Linked DNA regions of Homo sapiens: region 1 is linked to region 2. Evidence: chromatin contacts called from ENCODE Hi-C or POLR2A ChIA-PET data. All regions are on one chromosome and are shown on one strand. The core of a region is the stretch at or near the end of the contact, and the rest is flanking DNA. Distances in the headings are between cores, read along the strand shown. Region 1 holds the start of SLC25A17 (solute carrier family 25 member 17). Region 2 holds the start of CBX7 (chromobox 7).

Region 1 (4,504 bases), core at 738-3,237, 1.7 Mb before region 2:
AAAAAAATACTGTTTTCAGTATGTCAGTCTTCAGTTGATCATGCTGGGCGCTGTGGCTCACACCTGTAATCCCAGCACTTTGGGAGGCCGAGGCGGGCGGACCACGAGGTCAAGAGATTTGAGACCATCCTGACCAACATGATGAAACCCCGTCTCTACTAAAAATACAAAAATTAGCTGGGCGTGGTAGCGCATGCCTGTAATCCCAGCTACTCGAGAGGCTGAGGTAGGAGAATCACTTGAACCCGGGAGGCGGAGGTTGCAGTGAGCCAAGCCTGGGCCACAAGAGTGAAACTCCATCTGAAAAAAAAAAAAAAGGTTGCAAGGCCCGGTACAGTGGCTCATGCCTGTAATACGAGCACTTTGGGTGGCTGAAGCAGGTGGATCACTTGAGCCCAGGAGTACAAGACCAGCCTGGACAACGCAGAGAAACACTGTCTCAGGTTTAAAAAAAAAAAAAAGCTGATCAAAATGTTTTTGGTATGTAAGATACAAAAACGTCAAAACAAAGTATTAACAATGTTTTCATAACTATGATGCATAATCCAGTATATTCTTGACAGCAAGCTCCCAATTTGATCAGGAGTCAATGAGAACTGAGTTCTCAAGTTTTACAGCCAACTAGTTTCTATGTTCCCATGCCAAAATAATCTTTTTTTTTTTTTTTTTAGGAGTCTCACTCTGTCCCAGGCTAGAGTGCAGTGGTGCAATCTTGGCTCACTGCAACCTTTGCTTCCTGGGTTCAAGCGATTCTCCTGCCTCAGCCTCCCTAGTAGCTGCAGTTTCAACATTGTAATTTCTACAAGGCGCGTGCCACCATGTCCGGCTAATTTTTTCTATTTTTAATAGAGACAGGGTTTTGCCATATGGGCCAGGCTTGTCTCAAACTTCTGACCTCAAGTGATCTGCCCGCTACGGCCTCCCAAAGTGCTAGGATTACAGGCCTGAGCCGCTGCGCCCAGCCCAAAATCATCTTCGCTTCACTTTTGGTCCTTCACTTTCACGTCATGATTCTATGGCGTGATGGGAATGTTCCTGGAAGCAGTATCTTCTGCAAATTTTGTGAAAACGGCCAGGTTAAACTTTGTTAGACCCCTCTCCCAGGGATTAAGTGTGATGATGGGCATAAAACACTAAGCCTGGCATGTAGTCAGCACTGAGGAGTTATCACGAGGATATTCTAAAAGGAAACATGGTAAAGACAAGTGGTGATGGTGTCTCAGGAAAGAATCCCTGAGTCCCTGAGGAGCATCCTGAAGCAGAATCTCACAGTATGACAGGTTAAAGCTGAATGTGGCTGCTTTAGTTTTGTGTAATTTTGTTAGTCACTTTGCAACATGGAAAAAAATTTTTTTCCTTCAGTATTTTATGAAGTACTACTACATAAATTGGCTTTCGTAATCCTCACAGCAGATGGGGATTGTTGGTACTAGTACATTGTCATTTCACAGAGGAAACCCAAGAGGTTAAATGACTTCCATAGTTGCCAACTAGGGGGAGGCTCCCACTCGCGTCTTGTATTTTGGGCTCCTGATGCTCAACATCTCTTCCCACCACACTCAAGGGTTTTTCTGGAGGAAGAAGTTTCCAAGTCCACAAGTGAGTTTTTTTCCTCTTGGCCAAAATGTGACTTTCAGAATAGAAAAGAGCTCAGGCGCAGAGAAACAGGGAGACTGGAGTCTCATTGAGTTTCCCCATCTTTGTCACCAGAGTAAAAGAAGGCCATTAAGACTTCTGAGATGGAGGAACTGGTCAGGGCCCGGGAACGCCAGAGAACGTCGGAGGAACCGGGAGCCGGGTACCTGGTGTCAGGCCGCCTTGCGCCTTGGAGCCCAGCCCCGCGAACACCTCGCTGTCCCGCCCCGCGCCCACAGGGGCCAATCAGCGTTCAGGGGCGTTCTTAGCCGCCCCCCCCCCCCCGCTTTCCCGCCCCGCGACCCGGAAGTGGTTCTAGGGCAGGCGGGCGGGTTTGAGAGGGCGGGGATTGCGACTCTCACACCCTGAGCTCCGGTGCTCCTTTCCTAACTCCACTGGCTGCGGCATCTGTGGGAAAAGTGTGGCTGGGTCTTCGAGGAGCCGCACCAATGGCTTCCGTGCTGTCCTACGAAAGCCTGGTCCACGCCGTGGCCGGAGCCGTGGTGAGACGGGGTCTTTACGCCCGGGCCGCAACGGGTTATAAGGCTTCTCGGGGGCCAGTCCCGGGATATGCCTGAGGGATGGGTCTGAGAGGGAGGTAGTGTGGGTTGGGGTCCACTGTCATGACTGTGGGGCAGAGAGGAATGGGCCATTGGCGGAAAGTTGTTGGAGGAATTCGGGGTAAGGGCCGAGACTCCGCCACCTCCTGGTCTCCTAGAGACTGCGGGGTAGAGAGCCGTGTTCACACGTGCCCGCTCAGGGTCCGCATCTTTGCCGTGGGAAGTTTAAGGTCAGGCTACCACCGCACACTCACACACTTTGCTTTACTGGCCCGGAGGAGAACGTAGGTGTGAAGCCGTGTTGCTTAGTCACATGCTTCCCTACAGCCTGTCTTCACGCTTGCCGCGGGCAAGTGGCAATACCTAGTAGGATAGCTCTGGGCACCGTTATTGGCAGGAGAAGATAGATCCTTTTTTTTTTTTTTTTTTTTCCGGACAGGGTCTTGCTCTGTTGCCCAAGCTGGAGTGCAGTGGCGCGATCACGACTCACTGCAGCCTCGATCTCCCGGGCTCCAGCGATCCGCCCACCTCAGCTTCCTGAGTAGCTGGGACTGCAGGTGTGAGCCACCACACCCGGCTACATTTTTAAAAAAAATTTTTGGGGTCTGGCAGTGTTGCCCAGGCTGGTCTCGAATTCCTGGCCTCAAACGATCCTCTCGATTTGGCGTCCTAAACTGCTGGCATGAGCCACTGTGCCTGGCTTTTTTTTCTTTCTTTCTAAATCAAGATCTGGGTTCCTGTCTACCACAAGTGTGGTTTGTTATGAGGTATACGCTTGATTCTTGGGCTTCTGGTGTCTAGGTTCCACTTGACACTTCCCCTCTCCCCTCTTTTCCTTAAAACTTTCCACTTTTGGCTTGGGTGACTCCTCTTGTGGTTCTTTTATCTCTTTGACTGCCTTTTCTCATATTCTTCACCAGTTGTTAGCACACACCTTTAGCTGTTAAAATCACTGTGACTTCAGAGGAACATCACTGAATCCTCTGTTTAGCCTCCAGAAACTTCACTGAGAGCTCACCTTCTCTGTAGACTAATCTGGATTTAACCCTAACTCCATCATTTGTTAGCTAGATGCCCTGTAAACCTTACTTTCTTAATCTGTAAAGTGGGGGAAGTGATACCTACCTCACAGAGTTTAGAGAATTAAGTGACACAGCATTTCATGAAAATGCCTAATTCAGGAAGCCTGGTTCATTCAGTTCAGCCAGAAGAGCCTTTCAGCCAGCATGAAGGCTGAGATGGACGCTTGCGTGACTTGCTTTAAGATGGGCATGGAGGCCTGTGTTTCCGGAGTGGAGGGAACAAAGAGGCAAATAGGTTTCAGGGGGCCAAATTGTGTGAGACTTTCACTCTGGCTAGCTGTTGAACTTGCTGATTTACCTTTAAACGTGATCACCCTGGCTGCTGTGTTGAGAGTAGAATGTAAGGGAACAGGGGACAAGCAATTATCAGGCGAGAGATGATGGTGACTTGGATCCGGGTGGTAGCAGACATGGTAGAAGTGATCATTGACCTGGAATATATTTATAAAATGAGGGTTGGTTGACTCCAAGAGTTTTTGGCTTCAGTAACTGGAGGGATGGTGGTATTTACTGGGATGGCAGAGGCTGTGAAGGAGAAGGTTTTGGGGGAAATGATAAATTTGGCTTTGGTTTTGGAGGAGTTTGAAATGCCTAAGAGTAGTCGTGAGACTAGATGAGCTCACTAGGGAAGTGTGTATGGACTGACAGAAGAATCTCAATGACTGAGTCTTGGAGCAGGCTAACCATTAAGAGGCCGAGAAAATAAGATTGCACCAGCAAAGGAGACAAACGAAGGATGGATCAGTACTGCAGGAGGGAAGCTAAGAACTAAGAGTGAAAGCCACGTGAAGAAAGTGTTTCTGGGGAAGGAAGTAGACCAGCTGGGTCAGATGCTGCTGATGGGTCAAGTAAGGTGAGGACTGAGAAATAACTGAGAATTTATCATGTTGATAAATCCAGTGGTTAATTGAAAAGACCAGTTTTGGTGGAGTGGTGGGGGAAATAGTTGGAGTGCATCTAAGAGAAGAAAGTGAGAAGATGGGAAATGTTTTTCTCTTCCTTCTTGCAATAAATGTTCATTAAACACCTTTATTGAGTGCATTCTATGTGCCACACGCTGTTCTAGGTGCAAGGAGTACAGTAGAGAAGGTCTTTTTCTTCATGAACTATGCATTGCAATAGGGGAGTCAGACAATAAATGAATAGGCTGGGTGCGGTGGCTCACGCCTGTAATCCCAGCACTTTGGGAGGCTGAGGCAGGCGGATCGCCTGAGGTCAGGAGTTCGA
Region 2 (4,254 bases), core at 124-2,623:
ATCTTTTTCCTGCCTGAAGTTCCAGCTTTGGAATCTCCCTCCGGAGGGTCTACCAGTGGCAAACTCTTAAGTTTTTGTATTTGTAAGTGCTATGATTTCACCTACGTTCTGGATACATGTGCCTCATACTGGGTACATAATTCTTGAAATACATTTTCACTGAATATATAATTCTAAGATGATGGTTATTTTCTCTCTGGCTTTGTTGCTCTTGATGAAAAGTCAGGTGTGAATCTATTATTCTCTTTTTCTATGTGCCAGAAAGAGGTGTTGGATTTTATTGTGAGGGAAATAGGGAGGAAAATTTTTAAGCACAGGGTGACCCCGTCAGATCTGCATTTTAGAAGCACACTCTGGCACTGTGTGGCTGAGATCGGAGGGAGGGCAGCTCCGCGAGGTCTCTGCTGTGGTCCAGAGAAAAGACGGGGCGAACCTGGGAGGTGGGTGCGGTGAGGGCAGGCAGACCCGAGTCCCCGAGGGGATGCCGGAGCGACAGAAGTTGGGGTCAGTACAGGAAGGAGCAGGGACGACGCCGGGCTCCCAGTGAGGAATGGAGGCGCGTTAGCGAAAAAGGAAGGGGGGTGGGGAATCAAGAGTTCGTCTCGTGCCACAAATGGTTGAGCCCCCACTAAGCACCTAGCGCCCAGTACACGCGGGTTTGGGGAAGGCTGGGGCAGCGCGGCGGCAAAATCCGTCCCCGGGGGACCTCAGCTCCACCGCGGCCGCTCCTGCCGCGAACGAGGGCCCGGCCCGGGAGCCCTCGAGGCAGCGCCCGCGTCTGACCCGTGCGTCTGGGCACCGACCACCGAGGGTCGGGTGGATGGACAAATGGAAGGGCGGATGGAGGGGTGGGTGGACGGACGTGGAGACACTGGCCAAACTGCGCCGCGGAGAAGGCCGGATTAGGGAGACCTCGGCCCTGCGACGTCCGGACACGGTGGGAAGCCTTTTGGGTCCCGGCTCTCCTGCAACTCGAGGGGCTGCGCCTCGGGCCCAGTCTCCTCCGCTGCGGGAGGTGAGCAAATGGCCTCCCCGCTCTGAGCCTTGACTTTGTCGTCGGCTCCACTGGGCCCTGCCACTTCGGCCCCTGGCAGTCACCGGGAGGCTATGAGGCGCCCGCCTGGGTATTAAGGATCACGTCCCGCCCCGGCGTCACAGCAAGACGGGGCGCGCGAGCCTCCGCCCCGCCCCAGCCGGTGACCGAGCCAAATAAGTCCCACGGCAGCGCTCGCGGCTCGCGGCCCGCGGCCCAATCGCAACCCGCGGGGGCGGGCCCCGGGGGCGGGGTTCCGATGGGGGCGGGGCTCGGGGGCGGAGCTGACCCTCAGGGCGCGAGCCGAGCCCGCGGCCGTTCCGCGCGCTCCCGCCCCGCCCCCTCCTTGCGCGCGCTCGCTCGCTGGCGCCGAGGAAAACGTTGCGCAGGTTCAAAAATGGAACGTCGGCGGCGTGAGGGAGCGCGAGGGGGTGTGCGCGCGTGCGCGTGCGCGTGCGCGCCCGGACGAGGGTGACGGGGACCCCGCCAGCCCCAGCATCGCGCGCCGCAGCCGCGGCCCCGCAGCTCCGCCCCCGGCCCGGCCCGGCCCCGGGCCCGCTCGCCCGCCGCCCCGCATGGAGCTGTCAGCCATCGGCGAGCAGGTGTTCGCCGTGGAGAGCATCCGGAAGAAGCGCGTGCGGAAGGTGAGGCTGCCCGGGGGCGGCTCCCAGGACCCCAGTGGGGTCCCTCCCGTCCCCAGCACCGCTCCCTCCACGCTGGGGCTGAAGGGGAAAGCGGGGCGCGGGGGCCCCGGCAGCCCTGCGCTGCTGGGCCCGTCTCCCCAGCCCGTGCCTCAGTTTCCCTGCCACCGTGTAGGGCGAGTAGAACAAAAGTTGTCGCTCCAGGATGCTAGTGGCGGCCGAGCCTGCCTGAGCTGGAGATTAGGATCGGACGTAGGGATCCTCAGCGCCATCCCACCTCGCTCCCCTTTTATTGTAAATATGGGGAGACTGAGGCCCAAGTTGAAAGGACTTGCCTAGCGCGTTATGGTCAGAGCTGGGTTTTGAACTCGGGACTCTGGACGCTTGGCACCAAATCCTTTCAAGTTGTAAGTGGAGCTTTGGAAAAGTCTCCTCCGGCCTCTGAAGTTTTTCCTGCTGGACTTTGGCCTTTTCCGATCCTGCCCCCTCTACGCCACCCGAGCACATCCCTATTCCCCGCCCCCACCCCCACCTCAACTCCTAGCCCAGGCCAGGGCTCTGAAGCCCGCCCCCTGCGCTGGGGCATCCCCTAGTCTCCTACCCCATCTGCCTTCTTCAAAACATACACCCTGCAATTTAAGGAGGTGTCTGTTCTGCTGGTTTCAGAACCCCACACTTTGGGGCTAGACTTTGTCCGGGCCTGGCGTCTACACCTCCCGTGCACTTGTTTGGCGAGGGGGCTCGCCTAAGGCTGGGGAAATCCTTGGGGAGAAGTTCCTTTCCTGGTACGCACTACTGTCCTTCCTTTGTCTCCTCCTCCCTGCAGCCCTTTGGGAGGCTCCAGGCCGACTGGGAGGGGCCTTAGGGGGTCACCTCCTCCCATTTAACAGAGACAAAAACTGAGGCCCAGGCAGAGGAAGTGACCTGCTCAAGGTCACCGAGCAAGTTAGATAGGGAGGTAGAGCAGGAGCTCAACTGGGCTGATTGGCAGCCCATCTTCTTTCTCCATAGAGAAAACTCAGTCCTGGCATCTCGGGCCAAGGGTGAAGGTCAAGGTGGTCAGGAGCATCTTTTCTTCCTCCAGCTGTGCTTGGGGTTTTACTCTTCTGATTGAGGCAGCTGTTCCTCCTCCTTCTCCTTTTTCCTAGGGTTTTCTCCACTTAAAAGAGAATTGATTTATTCCACAAAGCTCAGTGCTTTTCGTGCTGTGTAGCCTGAAGCAGGCACAGCACTAACTCCCTCTACGATGGAGCCCGCAGGGTAGCACAAGAGGGCGAGATCATCATTCCTTCGGCCAGTCACTCAAAATATTTATTGAGGGTTGGTCAGGTACCAGGCACCAGTCTAAGCCCCAGGGATCCACCCCTTCCCTCAGGGAGCTGGCATTCTGCAGAGGCGGCACACAGTGAATGAGGAGATACAGACAGATGCCTTCAGATGGAGCTGTGTGCTCTGCAGAAATAGAACTGCAAGGTGCCAGTGGAGACAGCATGGGAGAGGGTCACCAGGGAAAGCCTCTGTGAGGAGGTATCATATTTTGGTCTTAAAGTTCTGGCGTGCAGGGGCTTCACTCACAATGGGGTTGGACTGTAAACTTTTTTTTTTCTTGGCACCAAGATCTCACTCTGTCACCCAGGCTGCAGTGCAGGGGCATGAACATGGCTCACTGCAGCCTCAACCTCCCCGGCTCAAACGATCCTCCTGCCTCAGCCTCCTGTGTAGCTGGGACCACAGACAAGTGCCACCATGCCCAACTAATTTCCTTTTTTCAGAGACAGGGGTCTCACCGTGTTGCCCAGGCTTGTCTCAAACTCCTTCCTGGGCTCAAGCGATCTTCCAGCCTCAGCCTTCCAAAGTGTTGGGATGACAGGCTTGAGCCACCGTAACTGTAAACTTTTAAAGCCTGTGAGGAAGGGAGGGGCCTGGCTCTACTTTCTAACAACCACAGGGCTGACCACCCCTTCTGAAGGTGGAGACTTTGCCAGTCTTCCATGGGGTCCTGCCAGGGTCTTTTGAGTTGAGAGTCCTCAAGTCACTGGCCCATTACCTCTGAGCCAGAGGCAGCCACTCACAGACTGAAAGGGGACTCAGCAGATGGGGGAGGAGCGTGGGGACTACCCCAGAGAGGAATGTTTTCGTATTTGGAGACTCTTCCAATCTAAAAAAGAAAGTAAGCGTTCCCACCTGTGCACTGGGGCTCTAGACACTGTGGGTCTTTGGCCACGCATGCACACCTCCATGCAGTCTCAGCTCCCAGTGTGTGACATGAGCCCTGGGCTTGGGCCTCAGGAGCCTCAGAGGTGGCTGGAGCCAGACGCACTCCTGTGCTGTCCTAGGGAGGGCAGTATGGGGCGGGCATGCAGCAGTCGCGGTTATATGGGTTGGCGAGGATCTGGTGGACAGTCCCCGGATTGTGTTTGTGTGTTGGGGAGACACCTGTCTGCAGATGGGATTTGGAGCTGGGCTCCTTTGGGCCTTAACTGTCCTTCCGAGTGGCTGTAGGGGCAACCACGAGACTCACTGTGTCTGCTTCTCTCTCTTCTCAGGGTAAAGTCGAGTATCTGGTGAAGTGGAAAGGAT

Evidence for each region. A loop is a pair of places that touch in the nucleus more often than their neighbours do. ChIA-PET counts read pairs that join two places held with the same protein, here RNA polymerase II (POLR2A). Pooled maps may share reads with other maps.
Region 1: a loop to region 2 is called in a map of ascending aorta, with 5 times the contacts of the local background. The contact joins the promoter of SLC25A17 here to the promoter of CBX7 in region 2. A Hi-C loop is called at or near these places in 1 of 168 maps with a recorded cell type or tissue (ascending aorta) and 7 of 50 pooled maps. POLR2A ChIA-PET finds 5 or more read pairs at or near these places in 2 of 52 experiments (OCI-LY7 and activated T-cell).

What each region holds. Positions count from the first base shown.
Region 1 is chr22:40,816,829-40,821,332 of GRCh38, reverse strand. It overlaps SLC25A17 (solute carrier family 25 member 17), which reads left to right and starts at 1,987. Exons shown (of 9, transcript NM_006358.4): 1 at 1,987-2,138. The coding sequence starts at 2,085. RefSeq lists an enhancer at 3,955-4,014.
Region 2 is chr22:39,149,799-39,154,052 of GRCh38, reverse strand. CBX7 (chromobox 7) reads left to right here and starts at 1,373. Exons shown (of 6, transcript NM_175709.5): 1 at 1,373-1,677; 2 at 4,221-4,254. The coding sequence starts at 1,609. RefSeq lists silencers at 1,067-1,636, 1,707-1,756 and an enhancer at 1,214-1,795.